Linked DNA regions of Homo sapiens: region 2 is linked to region 1. A link is a loop called in an ENCODE intact Hi-C map of the cell type or tissue named here. Cell type or tissue: heart left ventricle. All regions are shown on one strand. Links, peaks and the distances in the headings refer to the core of each region. The heading gives the core; the rest is flanking DNA. Region 1 has its middle 87 kb from the start of WDR1. Region 2 has its middle 140 kb from the start of WDR1.

Evidence for each region. Hi-C counts contacts between places; a loop is a spot of excess contacts. Peaks named below come from ENCODE experiments on the same cell type or tissue, not always from the same donor. Only the 100,000 strongest peaks of a DNase experiment are listed, where the experiment ranks them.
Region 2: a loop joins it to region 1, with 4 times the contacts of the local background. A loop is called at or near these places in 5 of 110 quality-filtered maps.

Annotation. Positions count from the first base shown.
Region 1 is chr4:10,199,608-10,208,532 of GRCh38, forward strand. It overlaps the pseudogene LOC100129344. Among named protein-coding and RNA genes, the nearest start is that of WDR1, 87 kb to the left of the region's middle. In heart left ventricle, for the core only: no CTCF peak of the experiment used is centred there; a DNase peak (open chromatin) is centred at 5,274.
Region 2 is chr4:10,251,467-10,260,391 of GRCh38, forward strand. It overlaps the pseudogene RAF1P1. Among named protein-coding and RNA genes, the nearest start is that of WDR1, 140 kb to the left of the region's middle. In heart left ventricle, for the core only: no CTCF peak of the experiment used is centred there; no DNase peak of the experiment used is centred there.

The DNA of each region.
Region 1 (8,925 bases), core at 512-8,511:
ATTAATGGTAACTGAAATGTTTCCATTTTCAAACATGAGTCTCTATCTCAATCCACGAAGCAGGCACTGGCTGAGGGTCCTAGGCTAACAATATGCAAACCCATCAGCGTGCATGGCCTGTAAGCAGGGTGAAGATGACCAGAGGTCAGTAGTCAGTGCATTGACAGAGTCTTTCTGCCATTAAGTACCATACATGTGCCCTTGGTGCTGGTGCTCCATTTCCATGGGAAGCTTTATTAGACCTTGTTTCTGTGAACTCACTTGGTGAACTCGATATTACCTTCAAGGTATAGGGGTGGAAAATTGCAAGCAGGGGGCAAGAAGAATGCACTGACGTGCCCTTCCTGCTTTTCTGGATCCAGGCTCTTCTACCATGAAGCTGGAGGTAAACAAAACCACCTCTGCCTGCAGGGAGACTTCGGCAGACCACACACCATCTGACTCCATAGGCTGCCTTTGGAGATTGCACTGTCTCTTCCCCAGCCCTTGCTGTGATTCTGTCCCGGGAGGCCAGCAAAACCTCTGGGGCAGAAGTCATCACTGCAGTTGTGCAGACTCCCTCAAGGACAGCAGCAGACTCTACCCAGGGCAGGCATCCCTTTTCAGAAGAGCCACTTCAGGAGGATCTGTCTCCTCTGAACGTCTCAGACACTTCCCCCCTTGTGCACTACAGACTTCTTTTGTAATGACTTCTGGGAATATCCTTTTTTGATTTGGGTGGCCGAGGGCAAACAGGTGCCTATGCATCTAATTTCTGGCTTTTGATGCTCAGCTGTAACGGGGTAACCGGCCTTCAGTGTCCAGATGAAACAGGTTAACTGGCAGTTTTTGAGGGTCATGGGGGAATTGGAGTCTTCTAAGGTTTTGGGGTACTCACTGCCTTCTGCTTTTGGGCAGAGTGCTTTATCTTGGATGGTTTGTTCTCCTTCACTGACGTTCCTGGTAAAGCAGTTGTGCTTGGTGGATTAGAAGCCTGCTTTTGACCCTCTTTGGTGTTTACTAATACTTGTTTGAACTTGGGATTTGCTTATTCTGTCTCTGGAGTTCCACTTATTTCCTGCCTTCTCTATACTCAAAAGTAGAGCTTGAACAAGAAAGTCTTTTCTACCTCCTAATGCTGGTTGGTGTTTATTTTAGGCATTCTTAAATCTCCAGGTATTGTCCACCACCCAGGTGCTTTTCTTATGACCTGGGGTAGAAACCCCAAAAAGACGTGTATTTATCTCTGAAGTCTTTGCTCATGCAGGAAGGCTTTCATGGAAAAGAGGATGGCAGTGTTGTACAGCTGGTGGTTGGAGTCCTGTCTAGAGAAACCTGCCATTGGGTCTGGGTTAGTGTATTTCGCAGTGTCACAGACAGCACAGTGGCTGTGAGGTGGGTGTGGCTAGGCAAGATGTCCCAGCCCAGAATGCTGTCAGATCTGCAGTGATAGTACTTGGTCTACTCATGGGAGTAGGCTCTCGGGAAGGCTTTTTGCAGAGCCAAGATGGTAGAGATGGCCCTCAGCTGCCTTCTGGTATGTCGGTGATAGATCAGGCTGTAACAAGCAACTCATTGGATAAATGTTTCTTGACCAAAATGGATCTCAGCAACATCATGGAAAATTGTTCAAATGATATTTTAATATAAGTGCAGCCCAGGAGAGGGATTTTTTTCTTGGTCATAAAATGGTCTATAGAAAGTCATAACAATTCTCATCCTCCAAAGCCTTTAGTGTTCAACTCGTCATACCAGTTAGCCATCTTTGCCTATGAGTTAAATGTTAGCATGTTCAAGTTAGGGTGCCTCCTTTGGGGAGAAGTCCTAGGTCTCCCACTTGGTGGTGTTGAGGTAGCTACTTAAGCCCAAGAATCTAGACAAAGGACCCAGATGGGGAAACACATGTCTCTGAACCTGTTTGAGAGTCTGGCAATGCAGCCAGGAGCCCAGTGGGTGGAAGGTTCAACTGCTGCAGCTGCTTAGTGTGTCTGTCACTCAGGAGCAGGAGCAGGGTTACTTCTGGACTTGTGCAGCACTTGCAGGGAATGAATACAGTATTGACTGCTTTGGTTTCCTTGTCTCCTGTTCCTAATGTAGAAAGTAATATGAATTCCTCCATGGAAACACTAATGATCTCATGGCACTTGAGGTCCTTCAGAGACTGACTCCCGTCTGACCTCTGCTGAGTGATCTGGATCTAGAACCCAGCTGTTTGTAGGTACAGAGCCAAACATATGGTAGCAGTGTGCTTGGAGGTGACACCCCATCAGGTGGGTGGGTCCCAGGCATCCTCATCCTTCACTGAGTAGAAGTGCGATATGGGAGCTTCTGGGCTAGTGTCCTGAGGCAAGCATGGGGGAAAGCCAGCGCAGTAGTGCCTGAACTACTCTGTATCTTAGGCTCCTGTGAGGCTTCTAGATTTCATTTCATGTGAGTGTTGTATGACTCAGGGATATCACTTCCATTTTTGTGCACACTCAGTGTCAGCAAAGGCCTTGGTACTTTCTACAATGGCTGTGTGGTTCTCATTGGCTTGTGTGAGGGTTAGACTTAAGATAGAAGAAGGCTGTGCCCCTGCCCATGACTAAGGTGAAGTACATCCTCGGGACACACCTGGACTGCCCTTGACTATGGGGAACATTCCTCACCCGAGTCATACTACTGTGGCTCCTGGTTTTCATTCCAGCACCCAACACATCAGGTGTGGCCCCAAGTCAAAAGAGGGGTCAGATTGGTCTCCCAACCTTAGTTAGCAAGATGTCACCATGTGATCCCTGTATTAGTGTCCCCAGTTGAGAAATAGTAACACCAAACTCACTTATCTTCATGTCTGTATACAGACCCTTGTAGGCAACAGTGGACAGCAAAGGGCAGTGTTTTAGGAGACTGAGGGAACAGGTTGAAGGTGGCTTACTTCTCAGCTCTGGGCAAGGAGTTCCAGCAGCCATGGTGAGGCTTTATGCTTCAGCCAGAAGAACCTTAAACTTGAGCATTTACTTGTGTTCACAAAAGCCTGCAAAGGCTTCATATTACATACATAACTGGTGTCAAAGCTGCTAACCAGGTCAAACTATTTAGCTTTGTACTGAGTTTTTTTTTTTTTCTGGATACTTCATTGTGGGTGGCTGTCCTCATTGTAAAATGTTTAGCAGCATGATTACCTGTTGTATTAGATGTCTTTAGCACCACCTGAGTCGACAAAAATGTCTAGATATGTCATGCTGTTCCTGGGAAGAGAAATCTCACAGTTGAACAGCAAACTAGCTTCCTCAAGGAACCCCCAAGCGTGTCTTGGCAGTTCTCCCATTGGGTGTCTATGGGTGAAGGGCTTGGTTGTCTGTGGGCTGTGCTGCCTCCTGAACATGCCACATTCATCTACCACATCAAGTTGTGAATTTGCAAATTTTCATGTTTTTGTAAGGTGACTTAAAAAATCTCAAGCCAGTAGTAGGGGTGGGGGGTGGACGAGTAGTAGAGCCTGGGCACTGAAAGACTGAAGTTTACCTTCAGTGAGCTGCCTCTACTCTGTGTACCCAAACCTCTTTTTCAGTATTTGAAAGCTGGCTTCAGATGAGTTTATCTACCTGATCTTAAATGTTGCCTGATTAGAACTGCCCATATGACCTGCAGGAATATTGATAAAATTGACATGGAAAAGTTTGCTGCATACCATTGTATAATCACCTATTCTCACGTGCCCAGCTGTGCCAGACTCCAGCCTTCAACTCTTGTTTAAATTTGTCCCTTGACCGTGAAGGAAGTAAATGTCACAAAATTCCTAACACTGCACTCACTTTTTCTCCTCAGACTGGCAGATAGAACGAAGATCAAGTTCACAAAGGTTCTGGAGGAAGACTGGATTATGCTTGGGGAGGTTCAGGATGCTGGCATGTTCTTTTGATTAAGCAATAGCCCTCACCCTTTACAGAGCTGACATGATAGTGAAGGGTCTCTGAAGAGCAGCTGTTTGTCATGAGGCAGTGAGAGTTGTCAGAACTCCTCCATGATATGACTTGCTCCAGGCCATGGAGTGCTTTTTTTTTTTTTTTGAGCTGCTCTGATTTTCTGGTATTCTAACCTCTGATTGTTCTTCCGTGCATCTGTGCAGACCTGTGGCAATATGGATTGGTATTAATGTCACTTGAGTCAAGCGTGATGATGTCTCCAATACTTGTTCTCTCCTTAGTCCGCCTGACCTTTGGTATTTGAAGGGAACTCTAATACTAGCAGGAAAGACTGAGGAAAAGAGGGAAGTAAGGACTTACTATGGAAGGCTTGTGAATTGCTTCTTTCTTAGGGGGAAGATACAGAATATGTCTATTGGATATTTAACCCTAATGACAGATCCTGCATAGGCAGGGCTGGATGGGGCCCTGTGGAGTCTAGGACAACTGGTCATCAGAAATTCCTGCCAACAGGGTTGTTTCCTGGGCTGTGACTCAATCGGGTGTCCTGCAGTGTCCCCAACAGCACTGGGGCCAGTGTGAGGTGGGTGTGGTTGAGTGTGAGATTCTATCTGGGTCCTGGCTGAGCTGTAGTCGTGTGGGGGCTGGGATGAGAGGTCTACTTGTGGTACTGGAGGTTTCACTGGCTTGTGCTAGAACTAGAAAAGAAGAAAGAGACAGCGATTGGCTAACCCATGGCAGTAGTGGGCCCCAAGGCCCTGAGTAATAAGAAAAAATCATTAGATAAATGTCTCATGACCAAAACAAAGTTCAAACACTAGGTGCAGCACAGAAGGGTTTTCTCTGGTCATAGAATCTCTTAAAAGGGAATCATGACAGATTTTCTTGGCTTTAAGTCCTTTATTTAGTTCCCTCTACCAAGTGTATCTTTTAAAGCCTTGTTAAGGAAGAAAGCCCAGATCTCCTGATGACTCCTTGATGTCCAAGGAGCTACTTACCCCAAGAACGAGAATGTAGACCAGGACAGATGTAGGAGAAAATGACTCAACTGCTCCGAGGTACTGCAGTAATAGAGCATGAGACTTTTGGTTGGAATGTGTCATTGCCATGGATAGTTCGGGCTTCTGCAACACTTGCAGAGAATACTTTTGGATTCTGTGGTTTTTTTAGAATCCTTCATGACTTGTCCCTTCACACAAGTTGTACAAATCTCTTCATAAAAAATAACTGGCACTGTAATCTCACACCATGGGCAGTTCTTCAGGGACCAAGGCTCATGTGTGACTGCTGCTCAGTGACCGAGCTTGTCCTAGAGCCTATAATATGGTAGCAGTACACTTGGAAGTGACACCCCATCGCCAGGTGGCTGCGTTCCAAGTGTTGGCAGCTCACTGACAGTGGGAGTATGGGAGCCTGTGGGTGTTTGCTTGGGGCACGCATTGGGGCAGGCAGGATGACTGTGTCCTGCTTTGTGTCCTCTCTTGTGAGGCCTCTTCTAGGTGGCTCTGTTCCATGTCAACATCTGCCTCAACTTCTTCCGAGACAACCGTAACCTTGGATAGTAAACTACATTACCTCTCATTCTAGTTCTTTACTCTTTCACTCAAGAATGCTTTCAAGTCTCAAGTTTCCCAGTTCTTCAGAGGCTTAAAGGCAACCTTTAGCTTGAGGAATCCAACTTAAGGTTTTAGGAAATGACAGATGTAAATGTAAATAATCCCAAATGCATGGCAATGTCAAACTTGCAGCTGAGATCACCTCACAGTTGGAGGTGTACATCTCATTCCATCTGAATTCAAGCAGACATACATTACATACACCAGGAGAGTTATGTGGAGGTACATACAGAATAGTCAGTGGCACTTGGAACATAATAGCTGACTGTACTGGCAAATATGAGATGGCTGTGTGCTCACACGGACCTGACAGTTGACCTTTCATCTTATAAAATGTATGACTCACAGTCCATCATTGGTCATTTGGACAGTCACACTTGCAAAAAGGTTCTGGGTACTTATTGCCATGACTGTGTCATTGTTGGCAGGTGTATGGGGTCAACTTGAAGGCTTCTGGCCTACCCATGAGTAAGATGAAGTACATCCTTAGGGGGAGGCATCTGGACTACCCTTTGGAGTGGAAACCAATTATTACCCTAGTCGTAATGCCAAAAATCCTTGTTTCCTGCCATATTGAAAAGCCTGATGAGAGGACCTTTCTGTTAGGGAAGGGGGATATGCACTTGTGCATAGTTTTTCTAGTGGGTGACTTAAGTGCTCCATTTTCTCTAGCCATTCAGCTCTGCCTGAGCTGATCTTCAGGAATTTCTATTGCCATGTTAGACCAGACATTGCCACCACAGTTGTATGAACTCCCTCAAGGAGAGAGCACTGAACTCTTCCAGGGCGGACAACTCAGAAGAGCCACTTCAGGAGGATCCATCTCTTCAACCTAGACATTTACCCCTTGTCCACCTGACTCTTTGTAATGACTTCTGGATTCTGTTCTCAGCTGTGCTGGGAATACATCTTGATTTGGCTAGGGTAAAGGCAAGCAGGCACTTGCACGTCTAATTTCTGGCCTCTGGTCAGCTCCAGGTGTTGGACCTGGGCCCTGCAGTATGTCCTGGTGAAGCAGGTTAACTGGTGGCAGTCTTAAAGGTAATGGGGGAATTGGTATGCTAGGTTTTGGGCTGTCACTGCCTTCTGCTCTATTCCCTTGGCAGAGAACATCATCATCACGTGGGACAGTTCTTAGTCCCCTTCACTGATGTTCCTGGTAATGCAGTTGTGCTTGGGAGTTAGAAGCCTGCTGTCCCTGTTCAGTTTCTACTGACAATTGTTTAAATCTGGGATTTCCATGTTTTTCCCCTTGACTTCTGGAGTTCACTCCTTGCCTCTTGGCTTCTTCATAGTCAGAAGGGGAAGCTTGATCAAGAACAGCTTTTCTAACTCCTAGTGCTGGTCAGTGCTTCTGCGGGTATTCTCAAATGCCCTGTATTGTGCAGAATCCAGACGTTTTTCTTACGGCATACAGTAGAAACACTAAGGCCAGAACTGTCTTTGTCCCGGACGTCTTTGCTAACGTAGGAATGCCTGCATGGGAAAGAGAATGGTGTTGCACGGTTGGTGATTAGAATCCTGTGTGTAGAAAGCTGCCAGTAGCTGTGGGATTGAGTATCCTACACTGTCGCAGATGGCAAGGGGCCCAGTGTGAGGTGGGGGATGACGGGAATCTGAGCCGCCTGGTTTTCTAACTTAAATCTGGCCTTTCTGTACAAATACTTTATAACACTGTTTCTGTGCCTACTAGAACGTTTGCCTGGATGGGACTTCACAGCACCTAGCTCATACTGAGCAGTTATAAACAGTTACCTGATGTTTCATGGCCAGGAGCTCACTTTCTAAGGCCCAGTAACATGCTTAGAGATAGCTAGTAGAAGGCTTATCTGAAAAAGGTGCAGACTTAGGCTAGTATATTAGGGGTGTGCAATATACCTTTTGCTATGGAGTCTGCTAGAGAGCACCCGTGACATCCTCTCCTGCCTTGTCTCTTATGGGATTACATCCATGGTAACAGCTTAGACCAAAACTAGCTGTGGAGCCCTCATTTTCTTGGAGTCCTCCTCAGAACTTTTAGCCATTTGAGCCCAGAAAAATGGTTTGGAGTAGTCGAGTGTGACGTATGCTTTCTCTGAAATCCAAAAAATCCTACCTATTTTGAAAGTACACTTCATGGTAGGAGAAAAAGATGCAAGAAATTCTCCCATAATTTCAAAGTTGGAAGTAACGTCCCTGCATTCCTTAGATAACTAAAAACATCAGTGATGTCACTGAGCCCCTGGGCTTATAAGTTTCTCCCTGTCTCTGGCGCACAGGTGTTCTCCAGGGTACTTCCTACTTTCCTGTTGCCCAGGTCTGACTTAAGTGATACCAGTAAGTGACCCAGCAGGCTCTTCTGGGGAATGTCAGCATAATTGAGACCTCTGCAAATGATATTGGGGCAAAGATCAGGAGAGTTACCTTGAGAGTGAGACTGAATGTATACTTTTTCCCATTAAAAAGAAAACTGATAGTGGACCCTCAATGAGGATGAATGAGAGAATGTATTTTTCCAGAATGGCACTAAATGCCAGAAGAGGTAGTTATTCACCAAGATATACCATAAGTTGCATGAAAGCCATAATACATACTTCATAGTACACTCCCATCTGACATGGGACTCCAGAAGATTAAAGACCAATTTCAAAAATGCAGTCAAATATAGAATGACATCCCTTCCATACTTAAAACTCCAGAATAGGCACATGAAAGAAGATCCCTGCCCCACTGATTTACTCAGTTTGAACCAGTGATCAGTGAGGCTTTCTGTGTTTGGCATTCTTCTGACCCCAAGTCCAAGTAACAAGTGTTTCAGAGGGACCATTCTAGGACTGTTTTGAGCCCTTGGAGCAGCTGTCCCAACACTTTGGGGGCAGGGTATTTTTACTGGTATAAAAACATTCACATAGAAATCCAAGTTTCTCTAGAAGTGGTGTCCTAGCCCAGGATGCTGTCTAGATGAACAGTCGAGGAGTGACCCACTAGCTTCCCTTAACCAGTGCCCAGGCCTGTGAGATGCCAGGAGCAACCACAGGGAGAGATGGCAATGACAGCAGCAGGACTTCTTGTTGGGTCTGGTGCCTCATGAACATGCCACATATCCATCCACCACCTCCAGTTGGGAGAAATGTCTTGCCAGAAGTAGGTCCTTCTGCCAGTCTTCACACATTCTTCATAGCTAGAATGACTTAGAATGCTCAAGCCAGTGATGGAGGGAAAAGGCAGAGCCTAGGAATGAACACTCCAGAGCTTAGGTTCAGTAAGCCACCTCCACTCAATGTATGCAAGTCTTATCATAGGGCTTGAAAAAGATAATTTCAGGGGGAAAACTCACTGGATGTTTTTCTAACTTCTATGATCTTTGATGTTACCTGATACTTGTATTGCCCCAATATGATCTGCAGGTGTGTTGATTATACCCTGGTATGCAACAAGATCTTCAA
Region 2 (8,925 bases), core at 372-8,371, 52 kb after region 1:
TGTTGATAGTCCAGGTGGCTGGCCCTAATGGCTGGATGCTCTAGAATTCCTTCCTGTCAGAGACATCTTGTGATACCAGCACCCACCCTGCCTCCCAAACTGAACGAAAAATAACATAGATGAAAAGAGGAGTCTTTTTAGAAGGCCGTATTTGTGAAGAGAACTGTTCTGTCTTCACGCATACAGCAAACCCCCACTAAAGTGAAAAATGAATGGTGTATTAGTTCATTTTCACACTGCTATAAAGAAATGCCTGAGAATGGATAATTTATAAAAGGAAGATTAATTACAGTTTAGCATGGCTGGGGAGGCCTCAGGAAACTTAGAATCATGGTGGAAGGAGAAGCAAAGAACCACCTTCACCTGGTGGCAGGAGAGAGAAGCATGAGGAGAGAAGGGGAAGAGTCTCTTAAAAAACCATCAGATCTCATGAGAACTCATTATCGGGAGAATAGCATGAGGGAAACCACCCCCATGATCCAATCGCCTCCCAGCAAGTCTTGCCCTCAACACCTGGGGATTAAAATTCAAGATGAGATTTTGGTGGAGACACAGCCAAACCATATCATGTGGTACATTTTTGAAATCATAGCAGAGTAGTCTAAGTGAATCCTTAAAATTCAGCCATGACTGCAAGAAGAATGATGGGTGGGTGCTGTCCTAAGATGCCTCTTTGCTCATCTGGCCTCTACTGCCTTGTACAGGGGAGAGGGTGAAGAGGGTCACTGACCTGTGAAGTGGGCAGCAGAGAAGAAGCCAGTATTTCTGAATTTTCCACTAACGGGGTCACACTTCCTTGTAGGTTAATTCAATTAAATAAGATGTGTCTGCTATATTGGATAAGCTATGGCCACATTACTTCTTGATGAAGTATATGCAGAAGTCACGTCTGACCTTTCAGGGTCGTGCCTTTAAATGGGTGAGGCTTCCCCTCCCTGTTAATTTTATAAGGTGTAAGCTTAAGTTAAAATTGACCTTCACGATCTTGTTCCAGATGTACTGCTTATGACTGCTCAACTTAAATACTTTTGTACACTGAAGATGAAGAGTGAATTGTCTTTTGTAGGAAACCCTGTACGTTTCCTGGTTCATGTCAGTGGGTAGAGGTCATCCTCTATTTTGAAAAGTTAATTTCTGCTGGAACCGTTTTTCCAGAGCATAACTCCAATGAGACTTCTTATCTTCCTCCATCTTAGATTGTTGGAGGATCTGAACCTTGATCCCTAGTAGGGGGGAAATTGACCATCTGTCTAGCAACACCAGAGTGGAATGAATGCTGAGGTCTTAGTTTTCTTTCTGTAAATATTTTAATATCATTTAATACACTGACACTAATGAGTAATAGTCTTCACTGTCTTACTGTTTTGGGAAAAGACCTAAACTTCTCACTCCTCCAAAAGACTAAATTGCTCATGTGCAGGTGATACTGACAGCTTGTACAATTTTGAAAGGACCATAGATGGTGTTTAAAAAAAAATGGTAACTTTAATTCTGCCTTCTATATTTCAACTTCAGCTTCATGGATTATAGTGACCCATGAGAACTCCTTCCCCTTGGGGTCTTCCGAGGCCTGAATCAGAAGGAAATGAGATGTATTTGAAATCATCTGTGTGGCCTTGTAGATCTAATCAGAGGTGTGGGGTTGAACTGGACACTGCCCTGACCCACCAAGGCTTCCAAGGCTGTCTCCCATGCCCACAGAAGTCTATGTGGGTTTTCTGCTTCTCATTCTGTGAACCTGTGTAGTAGGTTGCCCTTTAGCTTGTGTGTCTCGTGGTCTTATTGTGTTGAAATGAGTTCATTCCTGTCAAAGTATTTCAGGTTGTCCAGGGAGGTTTTGTACCTTGCTGATGCTCTGGAAGAAATTTCTGCTTCAATTTGCCCTGCAAATATCCATAAGACGATTTAGGTGAATTTAGGCCATGCAGGTTTTCTTCCCATAGCTTTCACACACTGGGTTCTCAGATGTGGACTTTGTAGTCTGCTCTCCACATTTCTGTGAGTGTGCTGAGCTTCAAATCACTGATGAGCTGGACTCGGGAATATGGAGAAAGGGAGAGGCTATGCTGCTGTGTAGAAGCTCAAAACTACTCCAGAGGGGTTTTAGGGCTCTTATTCATGTATCTCAATGGACTGAGATTGGTCCTAATCCATGGCTTCCCAAACCCATTGTACCTGCTCTAGACCTTGCCTTGATCCATCAATATTTAGTTACAAGGGCCTCTCTTCTATACTCTGGGTGGGTCAGCAGCTTTGTAGAGGCAGCTTTGAGTAAAACATACATGTGTACCAATCTGAGGTTGCTGCTTCTCTGAATATACTGTGATACATTTGCATTTCTCCAGTCCCACTCCTGTGCTGCTGGAACGGTCTGTCAGGATGATGTACCTTAGGGAAGAGGCCCTGCATTGGACTTGTGCTTGAAGCCAGAAACACGTAGTTTCTTTCCTGCTCTGTTTACAGCTGATCTTCTGACGCTGGGCTCTGTCGGGAATGTCTGTAGAGCTTGCAGTGACTTGTAGCTCAGCTGGAGATGTGGTGCACTGGCTATGTTAGGTCCTGTTTCCTTGTGGGATCTGGTGAGTTTGATTACTGTTCTGGCTTTGTTCATTTGTTAAATCCGAGTGGGAAAATTATTTAGGCACTGTCCTAGTAACCTCAGCGATTGGCTCTTTTTTTCTGTAACTGTTTATTTCCTCCTTGGGCCATTCAGACCGTCGAGTCTCCTAAATGTCAGTATACTTTGTAAAGTAGGTGTTTCCATGCTGCAAGACTTAAATCTGTTCTGGAAACTTCAGGGAAACTCTGTGGTTGGAGTAGAGGCTTCATAATTCACCCTGAGGAAGAAAATGATAGTATGAATAATCAGTACTATCCACAGACTTTATGATAGAATGTTTGATTCATAGCAAACATATTGAAAGAGAAGCTTACAGCTCTATGGTCAACAATTGCTCCTTCTCCGGCCAGAAAAGGCTCAGGATTCTTCAATCCATGGAACAGAAATCTGAAATCATTCCCATCAGCATGTCTTAATGCAGGGCCTGCCTGGCTACTGCAGGGTAAGAGCATGAGCCGGAGCACTCTTGTAATGTGGAAGCAGCTGCTGGTCTTGGGCTTCGAGGTTTAGTTCCTTTCAAATTCATACTTAAAAATACTTTCTGGTGGAGGTGGTCAGGAAACTCGAACAATGGGTGCTGCTAGGGAAGGGTTGAGGTGGGAACTGTCTGGAATACACCTTACTGTGTCTGGAGGTGAGAAACAGTCTTTCTCTGCTGGCAGCTGTGCTGACCTCAGCTCATGAGACGTCAGCTTCAACTCTTTGTGGTCCCCTCTGAAGCATGGGGCCAGTCAGAACAGCAAGCCTTTCTGGGCTGAGGATGTTGAATGCATGCAATGGTCTTGGTCAATGCAGTTGGCTCCTCAGGAAAAACTGGTGTTTTTCAGAGGCCTTTTTGGGTCAGCTACCAGCCTCTTCATTGCTTTCGGGCAGTTCTTGTGTATCTTGCTAAGATCTAGGAATGGGGGGATACCCCCAGCCTGTCAAGAAGATAATCTGGTCGGGGTTGTTGATGTGGGAGAAAGGAAGTGCCCCTCCCATCAGCTCATAAAATGAGATGCCATAGGCATTGACATGGGACTGGAAGCTGAGTGGGTTTTTACCCTTCGTTCAGATCGCCTCTGGGGCCATTGCCTGTGGGTTTCCTTAATCTGCTGAGAATCACTTCGGTGTGACTTCACTGTTGCCAAACCAAAATGTCTCTAGTTCACACCATGAGGCCTTCATGGAGAAATATGTTGGATTTTATGTCTCTGTGGATGATCTTCTCTGCATGCCAACTAGTCCCTTCCCTGAGCTGTCTACCAGGCAATGTCAATTAGCTGGAATGTCTGAAACTTGGTCTCCTGGACATGCAGGTAGCTGTAGAGGCTGCCTTCACAGCACTGGGTCACAATGCCAGGTTGTCCTGTGTCATGAACCCCAACAAGAGCAGAATGTCCACATGTCCTACACTGCTCAGGACAGCCACCTCATCTCTGAAGGCCTGGAACTGCTCTGGGGGTCAGGTTGACAACCTTGGAGGATCTTGACTGCATTGCCTCTGCCACTTAACCTGAAACAGTTCTGATAGAGCCTGACCTGATCTAAGCAGAGCGTGCCACTATATGGGCTTGTATTTCCCCAGAAGAACATGGATCTGTCCATGAGGTCTAACGTTTTTTTCTCCTGGATCCCAGAGCTCAGTGACTTTCCTTGTGTGCTGGCACAGGGGTTTGGGTTGTGGACCAGCTCACTGGGCTGAGGTGGCTGGAACCACTGGGGTAGGGCTGTGAAGGGAAGGCAGATTGACTGTGACTTGGTGTTGCATCCTCAATCATCCTCCTGTCCACAGGTGTGGTGATGCTGATCACGTGGACATGAAGCGTAGATGTTGACCCCTCTCTCTGGGAGAGGAAACCTTCAGAGGGGCTGAAGGAATTGAATATGAAAGCATGAGGTGTAGAATGTCTGTTGGGAGCTAACAGGCATCCAGGAAAGACTGTCACGTATGATACATTGTCAAAGAAGGTAGTGCTGGGACCTCACTGTAGCCAGTTTGGAAATGAATTGTCCGATATTACTCCAGCCCACGTGCCTAGTGGGTACTTTAGTGCTATAGTGCTCATGAAACTTGTAGCCACGAGCATGATGCTGAAATCCACTTAGCAGGAATTTCTGATGTTACAAAAGGTAAACTTCAGGAGTGTCTTCTGAGCAAAGTTGTGTGTTGTAAGGGGAACATGACTCAGGAAATCTACCTGAAGCTCTTCCCCCATCAGGCAGCATCAGTATTCCAATATAAATGCCTTTTTACCCTCGTGTCCATTAAGTCTGAACACAGCACTGTGGTTGCAGCCTCTCACCTTGAGTGCTTTCACGAGGCAGCCACATGAGCTCCTTCTGCTTTGCACACTGACCACTGTTCTTTGCTTATTGGCAAGAAAACAGTGCTGCCTGCCTTAGAAGAATCTGAATTTGCTGTCGTCTGATGCCTGGTGCTGATAGATAAATGGTTGAACAATTGTAAGGCAGATGTAGCTAGAGCCATAAAACTCCAAGGCTTAGAATACAGAACCCTTGCTGCTTGTTCTTCAAGCTCCATGTGTGCTCCATTGACACTGTTGAAACTATTAAACCTGAAGGAGCCAGGCTATACCAAGTGTCCTGTTGCCTGAGGGCAGCTTTTCCTCCATTCCTTCTCTCCACCATATTGGGGAGAAGGAGGCAGTTAGATTTGGTTTCAAGCCCAGAGGACAGGCCCCTAGGCAGCCCCAGTATCTCGGTACTGGAGCTCCCTGCCTCAGGGCGCAGGACCTAAGGCCCAGCCAACTGACTTCCTGACCTTGAGCTTAGTGAAGAAACCTTCCTCATACTTTCCTGAGGCTAGAAGCTTCTGATCCTCACTCCTGTGATATCCACTGCCTCTTGCTTTTCATTGCCACGTGCCCCACTCTTCCATTACAGAGAAATGGGACTTGAAATTTTTTCTTCTATAGGTAGTTTTGTAAGGGATGCTTCTTGTCATTCTCTGAGCTGGTAAGAAGTATGTGTACCTTGTCTTACTTGGACGATTAATGTCCTATTTATGAAAGGACTTGGTTCTCTGCAGATATCACTTTATCACGATTTGAGGGAGCTTAGCCAGTGTCACACTGCTTCCTCTAGTGGAAGCAGGTGCCAATCACACTGGCCTGGGCTTTGCCTACTTCTGCCATTGTTTGATCACTGCCATCTGGGCCACTGATGGATACAAACTAGGTCACCTTTTGACCTTTGACAGACTCCTTATGGATGCATAAGGAGGTCGTTTTAAATCCAGAGATTAGGATGGTCCAGTGAGATTTGTCACCACCTATGTGTTCTGGTGGAGATTTTTACCCCAAGGGGGATTTCATAGCATGAGTACCATTGATGGTGGACATGGGTTATCATGGTCTTTTCCTCTGGCTCCCACATCCATGGTTCTCAGACCTCAAGATTTCAGTCTTCTCTGTGGGGTCCCTTTTGAGTGGTGAAAACCTAAGGTCAAGGACCTGGCAACATGTGAATGCTGTTGCCACTGGCAGTTCCGATATCTGGCAAGCATTTCCCTTCTGTCCTGATCATAGGTTGAGCTTCAGACATGGTTTCCAGAAGATTGACATAGGTTTATCCTCTTTAGGGAACATCCCTGCTTTTCCTTCCTGTGGTGAAATTGGTGAGTTGAGGGATTTGTCCAACTAGGAGAACTCCTTGATACTTTATTATGCTGCAGAAGGATGGCACATAGCCTTCTAGTTTCCTGACAATCACGGGACATGTGACTATGACAGATGTTGCATGTCATTGTAACTTTCATGAGTGGGTAGTTGCCATATGTGCTGCCCCCCCTTCTTTGAAAGCCATGGGTTCCATCTGAAATTGTTATACTTAATTCCTAAGTCCTGCTGGAGGAAAGATTTGTCTACAAATGAAAATAATATTTAACACTGCCTGTCATTGTGAGCATCTGAAGTTGCTTCAAGATTGACTCAGGAATTCAACACTGGATATTTCTGATCTGTGTTAGTTCTCAGAAATTACGAAGTCCTGAACTTCAGAGAATTCTGGATCAATGTGTACATTCCAGTTAGTAGGGATGATGGATGATACTAATGGAAGTTATTTTAAAAATAACAGAACTATTGCATTGCCTTCTGCAAGCCTTATTGACTTCTGGAGTGAGACCTACTGTGGCATCAGCAAGTCCCATTGCTTGTTTCTCATAAGTTAGAAAGATGAGCTGTTCCAGTGGCAGAGTCTCTGAACCACATGTCCATGATCATGGATGTATCCTGAATCAAAATGTCTGAGCATCTTTTTTTTCCATAGTGCACTTGACTACTAAAATGAGAGGAATGAGTGACGAACACATCAGCCCCTTGTTCCTCCACATATTAGCCTCCCCTTTTCTGTGCTTTTGGGTGTAGGAACTTTCTTCCTTATCTTCAAGCTATTTTTAACCCATTTATCTCATATTTTAATAAGTACCATATCTTAAGCTGAATGCTTTCATGGATATTTTGACTTCATGTTCTTGTTCTGGCCACCATCTGCTGCTTTGTCTTCGAAGTTATCAACTGTCTTGAACTTAATTTCCTTCTTGCTCTATAAGTTTAGTTTTCTGAAAATGACTGTGTACCTTAGGTGACTACCTTATCCTGTGAGTTCTTGTAGTGGCTTTCTTGCCTGAACTTATAAACTGATAGAGGGGCTTTATTGAGAAACAGTTGTTTTTTTAAACTGGCTGAAGTGACCTCCATCCGTGTTGAAGGTCATTATGTACTGAACCTGGATATCCTCTGAAGCTGTGACATCTGTTGTTCAAATTGCCCTGAGGATGCTAAGACCTAAATGCTAGGGGACAAGAGCTGGAACCCCACTTCTATACATCTTCATTGGATGGCTTAGGCACGACTAGAAATGAGATAGGCAGAGAGTGCTTCCATGGGCAACAGTGCACCTTCTGTGGGCAGACAGGTGGAGGCTGGAAACATGGGGCACAATGCTGAAACCATCATTCTGCAGTGGCACTGTCAGATGAGCTAACCTTTGGCCCAAACTTTGAGCCAGTGAAGAGTTCTAGGTGGAACACACAGCTGTTCTTTTCGTCTGGTCTCTAGCCTCTTTGTTTTTCTGGGAAGAAGGCTAAGAAGTCCTGGGGAATGGCTATGAGAAAATAAACCTTGGGCTAGTTTTGTGACCAACTTACTGTTGGTCAGTAGAGTTGCCAGAAGGTGCAAACCCTTCCTCCTGCACTTAGGAACTACATGACAATCAGACCTCGCTGGCCAGCTGTGGAGCCCTGAGGACTTGCATATCTGTTTGTCTTGAGAGTAAAGCTGGTGAGGATTCAATCATCAGACTTGGTGGGGCTACTTCATCCTCAGCAATGACTCCATTGTAGTTTACACCTTTTAGGTGATAGAAAATTTCATACCACAGCAAAAGCAGATTGTCTTCAGTACCTTTGTCTACCAGATGAGTCTGTCAATGTGACTAATGCTACATGTGTCAGGGTCTACCTCCTGAGAAGTGGTTAATGCCTCTGTAGCAGCAGGCTGATTGCCCATAAACCACTCAGGTTGTTGTATTAAGGTGGCCTGTTAGGTGTGTGGGGATCTGATGTGCACATTCATCAGCTCATGACTATCTCCTACCAATTCCTGGTGATGACATTCTGGGCTTTATTGACTTGCTTTCTACTTCCAAAGCATCTGACATCTCATGTTTAAAGTCCTGGTGAGTGACCTTGCTTCTCTGCTCATATCTGTGTACAAGTTTTTTCAGTTCCAACACCAGCAGACATTGTGTGACAAGACCATGCATCCTGGAAGAGCCACTCTCCCCATAGCTTTCAGAATGGGGCTCTTGCATGAGATCTGGTCTTTGACGGTGAAAGTGGGGAAGTTCACATTTTTATGCCTGGAGTCTATGGGGAGTCGATGAGGTCAGTGCAGGCATGTACCTTCTCTACCTCCTGGCTCTACAGGCGGTTCTTCATTTCAGTGTCCCCATTGTTCTCAGCCTTATTGGCATCTCCATTTGGTAATAGAAGGTTGGTTAGAAAAGGTGAATCACCTTTTGAGATTCCCTTCTGGATGAACTATCCTCTAGTAAATCTGGTGAGAAGGCAACCTGTAAACTGAGTTGGCTTAGTTCCCAGGAATGGGCCTGTGAAGACTGATGCACATGGTTTGTCCCTCCAACTCCTTGTTAATGTCTTATCTGCTGATGCTGGCCACTGCCTGGAATGTCTTCAGAACCCAGAGTGAATCTCTCCTGCCTGGCTGGGATGTGGTTGTGTTGTAGTGGGTCCTGTCTGTACACGGGTTCTGGTGTGTTTAATCATGCTTCTGGCCCTG